Linked DNA regions of Homo sapiens: region 2 is linked to region 1. The links are chromatin contacts, found by Hi-C in ENCODE. All regions are on one chromosome and are shown on one strand. The core of a region is the stretch at or near the end of the contact, and the rest is flanking DNA. Distances in the headings are between cores, read along the strand shown.

Region 1 (3,846 bases), core at 697-3,196:
AAACTGATGTGCCTATCTAATAGTGAGTAGACAGATAAAAATGTGTTATATCCATAAAATGGAATACTATTCAGCAATAAAAAAGTAAGGAAGTACTGATACATACTACAATATGGATGAATCTCAAAAATATTATGCTAAGTGAAAGAAATCAGACACAAAGACTGCATATTGTATGATTTCATTTATATAAAATGTCCAGAATAGGCAAATTTATAGAAACAAAAAAGTAGATTAGTGGTTGTCTGGGGCTGGGAATGGGACAGAGGATTGATTAACTATAAATAGGCATGAGGGACCTTACTGGAGGGATCAAAAAGTTCTAAAACTGATTTATGGTGATGGTTGCCCCACTTCAGTAAAGTTACCAAAAATCATTTAATTATGCACTTGAAATCAGTGAATTTTATGATATGTAAAATGTGCCTCATTTTGAGTGAGTGTTATACAGGAACTCTACTAACCTTGCAACTTTTCTATAAATCTACAACTATTCTGAAATTTTTGAAAAATTAAATAAAAATAAAAATAAAAAAGTATATGTTTATGAATTGATATCAGTATTTGGCAGTACCTATCTATGTAAAATGACATTTTCAAAGATTAAATAGGTAAAAATTTCCTAACAGATCAGCATTAACAGATGAACACTTAAAATCAATTTTGACAATAGGGAACACTAATTCTGAGCCCCAATTAAGCAAAATATTATCCCCTAAAAAGAATTCTATTCTTCTCATTGGTAGTCTTCCTGTATTACAAAAAAAGTACTCAATTACTATTATATTTTGAATTTCATCAATAAAAATTTGTTGAAATTTGTTTTCTCTTTTGTCATAAAAGTACCAACAAAATATTCTTGATTTTGCCTTTTGGCCTACAAAGCCTAAAATATTTACTATCTGGCTCTTTACAGAAAGTTTCCCAACTCCTGTTCTACACTATAACAGGATAAACATAAACATCATGAGTCTCTTTCTTGAATGTATTCTTATCGTTACCTAGTTGTGGCATAATGTCCTCTGGATATGCCCTATAAAGGATCAGTCTTGCATTGCTTCTGCTATGGCACTATTTGGGATTTCTATAAAAAGAAACACTATTAGCTTAATAGTTGTAGCAAAGCCTTGACAACATAGTTAATATCGTGATATTAAAATGCCAACACCACAGCCCGGTATCCTTAAGATGACCCTCATCAAGCTGTGATGTCACCAGGCTATGGACTCACCGAGGTCTCTTAGATATCAGGTGGCTCCCACGGCATCACACCCTGCCTTTGGCATCACCCTGGCACATCACCTCAGTACGGTGCCATATGCTATCACTGCTGTGGTAGAACCCTGTCCTGATGCCACACCGCCGAGATGTCAGAGTAATTAACCCCCACTTCTTTCCACTCCCTAGGCGGTGGCAGGGAGGGGGAGGGTAGCCACAGTCACCGGTTCGAGCTCAGTAGGTAGTACTCAGCTCCAACCCTTGTCCCTTCCGCCTGCCACTGCAGGTCAGGAACCCCGGGGGACAGGACCTTTAGGCTCTCATAACTCTTGCCCTGCCCCCGAACCTGTTTCATATGGCCGACTCAACGACCCGCCAGCGACTACCCACCCCGGCTCTTTCACACGGTTCCACTCAAAGCCGCTCCCCGTACCTGACTCCATTCTCCAGCTGTCATCCTGGGCCAATTCCACCGGCAACTTGACTACGGACGGACGGTCGCTAGGATCCCTGGGACTTGTAGTTCTGCACTGCTAGGGGCCAAGTCTGTGAGGGCAGCAAAGGCGCCTCCCTGCCCGGAACTGCTCTCAAACTGCAACTCCCAGAGGCGCCGCGCGACGGGAAAAGAAAAGGGAACGAGGAAGGCCGGTGATTGGTGAAGCTCTAACGGCTGTTTTGACTGGCGTAGCCGGAGCCGGCGACGTGAGGCGGGCGTTGCTCGCGCGACAAGTAGTTGCTGGGACAGCGAAATGGAGGGGTGTGTGTCTAACCTAATGGTCTGCAACCTGGCCTACAGCGGGAAGCTGGAAGAGTTGAAGGAGAGTATTCTGGCCGATAAATCCCTGGCTACTAGAACTGACCAGGTAAAGCAACGCTAGGTCTCTCCGCAGTCGGCGACGTCGGCGAAGCCCTACGTGGCTTTCGGGGCCCGGCCCTAGCGGAGGCCCCGTTTCTGAGAGAAGCAGAACCCCGCCCCCGCCGCCCCAAGCAGTCCCCCTGGGTCACCTCGGGACTCGCGATAGGCCTGCGGGAGCTAGCCCCACAGACCTCAGATATTTTCCCGTTGGCCCGGAGCTCCGCTCCCTGATTTTTGGATAGTTCTAGAACGTCTACCGCATTTCTCAGAAACTCCCAATCAGTGAAAAGGAAGGCTTTTTATATGGATTTATTTACCTTTACTAGTAACTGTATTCAGTAACGCATGTGAAATTGAACGCCCCTTCCGTGCCAGGCAGTTTGCTAGGAGCTGGGGATACGGTGGAGTGGAAGATGCAGACAATAAAATAAGCACAAAAACATGTCCGATTACAAATTGTGGTAAATACTCGGCAGAGAAGTTTACATGGTGCTTTCAGAACACGTTAATAGGAGGATCTGATGCTGAATATGACTGTCGTTAATTGGAAAAGTTTTTGCAAAGAAGGGAAGGTTAGTTAGACTTTGAAGCATGAGTGGGATTTCCATGGGGGAATGAGTGGACATTCTAAGCAGAGGTAGACAGAAGTTTAGAAGTGTTTCTTTCTGCCCTCCTGCTCACAGGACTCTCGTGCTTTCATCCTCAGTTTCTAGGATTCATGGTGCCTTTAGTAAGCCCACAAATATTTATAGATGGCCTTGTGTTTCGCAGACAGTGTCGTAAGCACTAGTGAGACTGTCCCATACTTACAGATCTCCATTTTGTGTCTTTTGGGAGAGAATTAGAAATCAAGAGACTGTTTTCTCTTTTCTGGAACTTTCCTTTATTACTCAACCTGAAAATGGCCTTATCTTTACCTGGTTTACTTCATTATGGTCTGGTGATATTTAAGGATTTAAATTTAAATGTAATACTTTATATTAAGATTTAATACTCCATTGGAAATTTAACCATTCTTCAGTCAAGTCAGTGGCTTAAAAAGGGAAAGGAACTATTCAGCATCAAGAGACGTAAAAAACATGAAGAAATGCAATTTATGGATCTCGTCTGGTTCCTGATTTAAACAAACCAACTGCAAAAAGACATTTGGGAGACAGTTGGGGGCAATCTGAATACAGACCGGATATTAGACATTCTAAAGGAGTTAGTGTTAATTTTAGTAAGTGTAATAATGGTCTCATAGTTATATAAGAAATACCTTTATTTTTTACATACTGAAAGAGAAGGGTGAAAAGTCATGATATTTAGGATTTGTTTTTGGAAAGCTCAGCAAGGAAAAAACTAGTTAAAGCAAATAGGGCAAGATGTTTGTTGTTAAATCTAAGCAGTAGGCCTGTGGGTTTCTATTCTATTCCCTCTATTTTTGTGTTTGAAATTTTTTTGTAATAGAGTTTAAAATACCATTTTCTATTCTGTGGGGCTAAGAAGTATAGCAGTCACTGCAAATAGGGATTCCCTTTGACAAATAATGACTACTATAGCTTTTTTAATTTTTATTTATTTTTATTTATTTATTTTTTGAAACAGAGTTTCGCTCTTGTTGCCCAGGCTGGAGTGCAGTGGTGCCGTATCACCTCACTGCAACCTCTGCCTCCCGGGTTCAAGCGATTCCCCTGCCTCAGCCTCCCAAGTAGCTGGGATTACAGGCGCCTGCCACCACGCCTGGCTAACTTTTGTATTTTTAGTAGAGACGGAGTTTCACCATGTTGCCA
Region 2 (3,846 bases), core at 1-2,500, 3.6 Mb before region 1:
TGCATGGCACACGTTTACCTTTGTAACAAGCCCGCACATCCTGCACATGTACCCCCAGAATACCCCAGAACTTAAAAAAAATTAAAATTAAAAGACCCAACCCTGAGATTCTTAGGCACCTTTACCTGCGTGACTAATAACAAGATCTGCTTTCTGAATGTCTTCTTTCAAGGAATCCTTGTACCTGTAAACATCCAGAGTAAACGACTCAGTACTGAAGGGTTCAGGTACCACCGTTCCTCTACCAATTTGCAGGATAAGTCGGTTGTAACCAAGGCTCTCGATTTTCTGAAAGAGGAAATCAGAATGTGAGGGCCTTTTAAACTGGCTATGTAAAACAGAGCAGGAACCACCACCACTACTAAAGTTTGACGTTAACATCGGAGCACGGCCGCCAAAAAGCCTATCTGTGGCCGATTTCACTTAGTTTTCAAAACTATTTTCTGGTCCGGGGCCCGACGAGGAACCTCCCAAGCACTCATGAATCTAAGCGACCCAGCTCGCAGAGTCCCGCGAAAGCCACAGCAGGAAAAGACTTTGGAAAAGGAGTCGCAAACTCGGGGGGAACCCAGGCACTACCCGTTCTGCCTCACTTGATCAACTGCGAGAACCGGGAGCCCTGAGGGGACGACGCGCGCTGAGGAGAGGAACCGCGCGGGCTCCGGCCAAGTGCTGAGGGGAAGGAGCCGGGCTCTGAGGCGAGCTCGGCTGGCTCAGACGCCGGCGCCGACGTGCGGTCCACAGGGGGGCCTGAGGAAAAACTGCCGAGCCCGGTGGAAAACCCGAGCTCGGAGGGGCGGAGCCGTTGGAAGGAGGGGCGGAGGACGCGGAGGCGGAGAATAGAGCGCGGGGGCAGACCGGAAAAGGAGCTGAAGAAATGAGGGAGAGGAGCGGCCGGAATAATGGGAAGAGGAAACAGGCAACCCCGAGTGGCCGGGTAGCCGGAGAAGGGCCCCGCCGGGCGTGGGCAGAAGCCAGCTAAGGGGCAGCGGCACCTGTGGTAGAGTTGCGGGGGTTTCTTTCCGAGCGCGACGGTCAGGCAAGGCTAACGCGGCTGGCAGTATGGCCGGAGATGGCGGGTGGCGAGCCAAGCCGCCGCCTGCTCGCCTCCCTCACTCACTTGCAGACTGTCGGGCGCCGACACACACGCAATGAGGTCGTCAAAGCTGGTGGTCCCTACGGTAACAAACACGCACTTCATGGCGCGGGTTCCTCAAGCCCTGATCGCAAGGGCCGGATATGACGCAACTGAGGCCACGCACGTTGCAGTGACTGCCTTCTGTGAGGGAGGCGGAAATCCGTAATGGCCGCCAGGGGGCGGCGGGGCCCCGGGCTGTGTCACCGGTTGGGTGGGGCAAAAGACTATTGGTGGCCTAGGTACCAGCCACTGTTCTAAGCCCTTTATGTGTAGGAGCCAGCTCTTGAGACCCCTCACTATAAGGGAATGGGGAATTGCCAAATGTAATTAACTTTTTCAAAACTGATGGGTAAAAAAAAAAAACATCATACCCTAAGCATTGAGTTGGTGTCGTTGCGTGGGTACCACAATCTTTTAATGACAGACAAGTTTGAGATTTTTTTGTTTGCTGCCAGGTTTTGTCAAGATACATTTGAGAGATGGTTTTACTTCGAGTTGGCTAAGGGGATATGAAAAATAAAAGTGCCTTACCAGGCACAGTGGCTGTAATCCCAAGCTACTGGGAAGAATCACTTGAGCCCAGGAGTTAAGACTAGCCTGGGCAACATAGCAAAACCCTTGTCTCTAAAAATATTATTTTTTAGGCCAGGTGCCATCGCTCAAGTATGTAATCCCAGCACTTTGGGAGGCCAAGGCAGGTATATTATTGAGGTCAGAAGTTCCAGACCAGCCTGGGCAACATGGTGAAATCCTGTCTCTCCTAAAAATACAAAAATTAGCCGGGCGTGGTGGCAGGCTCCTGTAATCCCAGCTACTCAGGAGGGTGAGGCACGACAATTGCTTGAGCCCAGGAGACAGAGGTTTCAGTGAGCCCAAGATCCTGCCATTGCACTCCAGCCTGGGTGACACAGAATGAGACCCTGTCTCAAACAAACAAAAAAAATTTAATTAGCCGGGGGTGGGAGCACCCACCTGTGTTCCTAGCTAGTCAGAAGGCTGAGGCTGCAGTGAGCCATGATCACACCACTGCACTGCAGCCTGGACGACAGTGAGACCCCGTCTCGAAAAAATAAAAAAACTAAAAATAAAAGGCATCTTATAAGGTATGGGGTCTTGCTCTGTTGCCCAGGCTTGATTCTAACTCCTGGGCTCAAGCAGTCCTCCTGTGGCAGGCCACGTCTCACTAACGGAGGCCTCCATAACAACTGTTTCAGTACTGAGTGGTGAAGTTAATATTAAAAGCTAAAAAAAGCCAGTGCCCTTATACAAAGGCTGGAATGTAACTAAAGCCCACCAAGAGTTTTGCCTAGGCCTTTCCTGGGCCCTAAAGCATGACAAAATAACAAAGGAAGTCTTAACATTACCCATTTAGGATTAAACAAGTTTTATTGTGGGTCTGAAGAAACTCCCCAGGCCTCCACAAACAAGTTTGTTGGGAGTCCGAAGGAACTCCCCAAACCTCTGTGATTTAGCAGGAGACAAGATAAGGGTAATCACGCCAGCACCTGGACTCATTTAGATTTTTTTTTTTTTTTTTTGAGACGGAGTCTCGCTCTGTCACCCAGGCTGGAGTGCAGTGACACAATCTCGGCTCACTGCAAGCTCTGCCTTCCGGGTTCACGCCATTCTCCTGCCTCAGCCTCTCAAGTAGCTGGGAATACAGGCACCCACCACCACGCCCGGCTAATTTGTTGTATTTTTAGTAGCGACGGGGTTTCACCATGTTAGCCAGGATGGTCTCGAACTCCTGACCTCATGATCCACCCACCTTGGCCTCCCAAAGTGCTGGGATTACAGGCGTGAGCCACCGCACCTTGCCGGACCCATTTAGATTAAGTAAATTTACTGAGGCTCCAGAGGAAGATCTTCAAGATTCAGACCTTATTTATAGATTAAAAGAAGTTAATCACTTATGTCTTTAGATGAATGCACACTTACATGTAGACATATAGCTTAGAAGGTATATAAGCTCTGGAAAACATCGTGATTTTGAGTTGGTTTCGTGATAATATCCAGGCCTTTTCCCTGTAAACAGTTACAGAAATAAAAACTCTCTTCCTCCACAGTTTATCTGCATCTTGTTATTAGGTCACGAGAAATAGCAGCCCCACCCTCAGTTTGGTCCGAGAGCACTCCCGCCTCCGCCTCCACCTCCCAAGTAGCTGGGACTACAGGTGCATCAAAAGTGGCTTTTAGAAAATCACTCTAACTGGCTGGGCACGGTGGCTCACGCCTGCAATCACAGCACTTTGGGAGGCCGAGGTGGGTGGATCACAAGGTCAGGAGCTTGAGGCCAGCCTGGCCAGCATGGTGAAACCCCATCTCTACTAAAAATACAAAAATTAGCCAGGCACGGTGGCGGGCACCTGTAATCCCAGCTACTTGGGAGGCTGAGGCAGGAGAATCACTTGTACCTGGGAGGCGGAGGTTGCAGTGAGCTGAGATTGTGTCACTGCACTCTAGCCTGGGCAACAGAGCAAGATTCTGTCTCAAAAAAAAAAAAAATCGCTCCAACTTGGGCTCTTCTACCAACTGTGGTTCTCAGAAAACCAGGGCCCTCTAGGGTCCCCTGGAAGCTGCAAACAGTTAACCTCCATTAGCAAGCATGACTTGTAAAATAGAGGTGATAAAGCCTGAAGCATTGATCTACAATCTATTGAATTATTCCAGTGAACCATTTAAATATAACATTACACATTAGGACGATA

What was found. Hi-C counts contacts between places; a loop is a spot of excess contacts on that map. Pooled maps may share reads with other maps.
Region 2: a map of naive thymus-derived CD4-positive, alpha-beta T cell shows a loop between it and region 1 (36-fold over the local background). The contact joins the promoter of ALG13 here to the promoter of PSMD10 in region 1. A Hi-C loop is called at or near these places in 1 of 168 maps with a recorded cell type or tissue (naive thymus-derived CD4-positive, alpha-beta T cell), 1 of 37 single-sample maps with no recorded cell type and 11 of 50 pooled maps.

Annotation. Positions count from the first base shown.
Region 1 is chrX:108,089,642-108,093,487 of GRCh38, reverse strand. It overlaps PSMD10 (proteasome 26S subunit, non-ATPase 10), which reads left to right and starts at 1,946. Exons shown (of 5, transcript NM_002814.4): 1 at 1,946-2,081. The coding sequence starts at 1,968. ATG4A (autophagy related 4A cysteine peptidase) reads right to left here and starts at 1,710. Exons shown (of 13, transcript NM_052936.5): 1 at 1,652-1,710. The coding sequence starts at 1,661. RefSeq lists enhancers at 1,508-1,747, 1,798-2,197.
Region 2 is chrX:111,678,574-111,682,419 of GRCh38, reverse strand. It overlaps ALG13 (ALG13 UDP-N-acetylglucosaminyltransferase subunit), which reads right to left and starts at 1,250. Exons shown (of 27, transcript NM_001099922.3): 1 at 1,121-1,250; 2 at 126-288. The coding sequence starts at 1,201. RefSeq lists enhancers at 794-853, 874-923, 994-1,183, 863-1,582.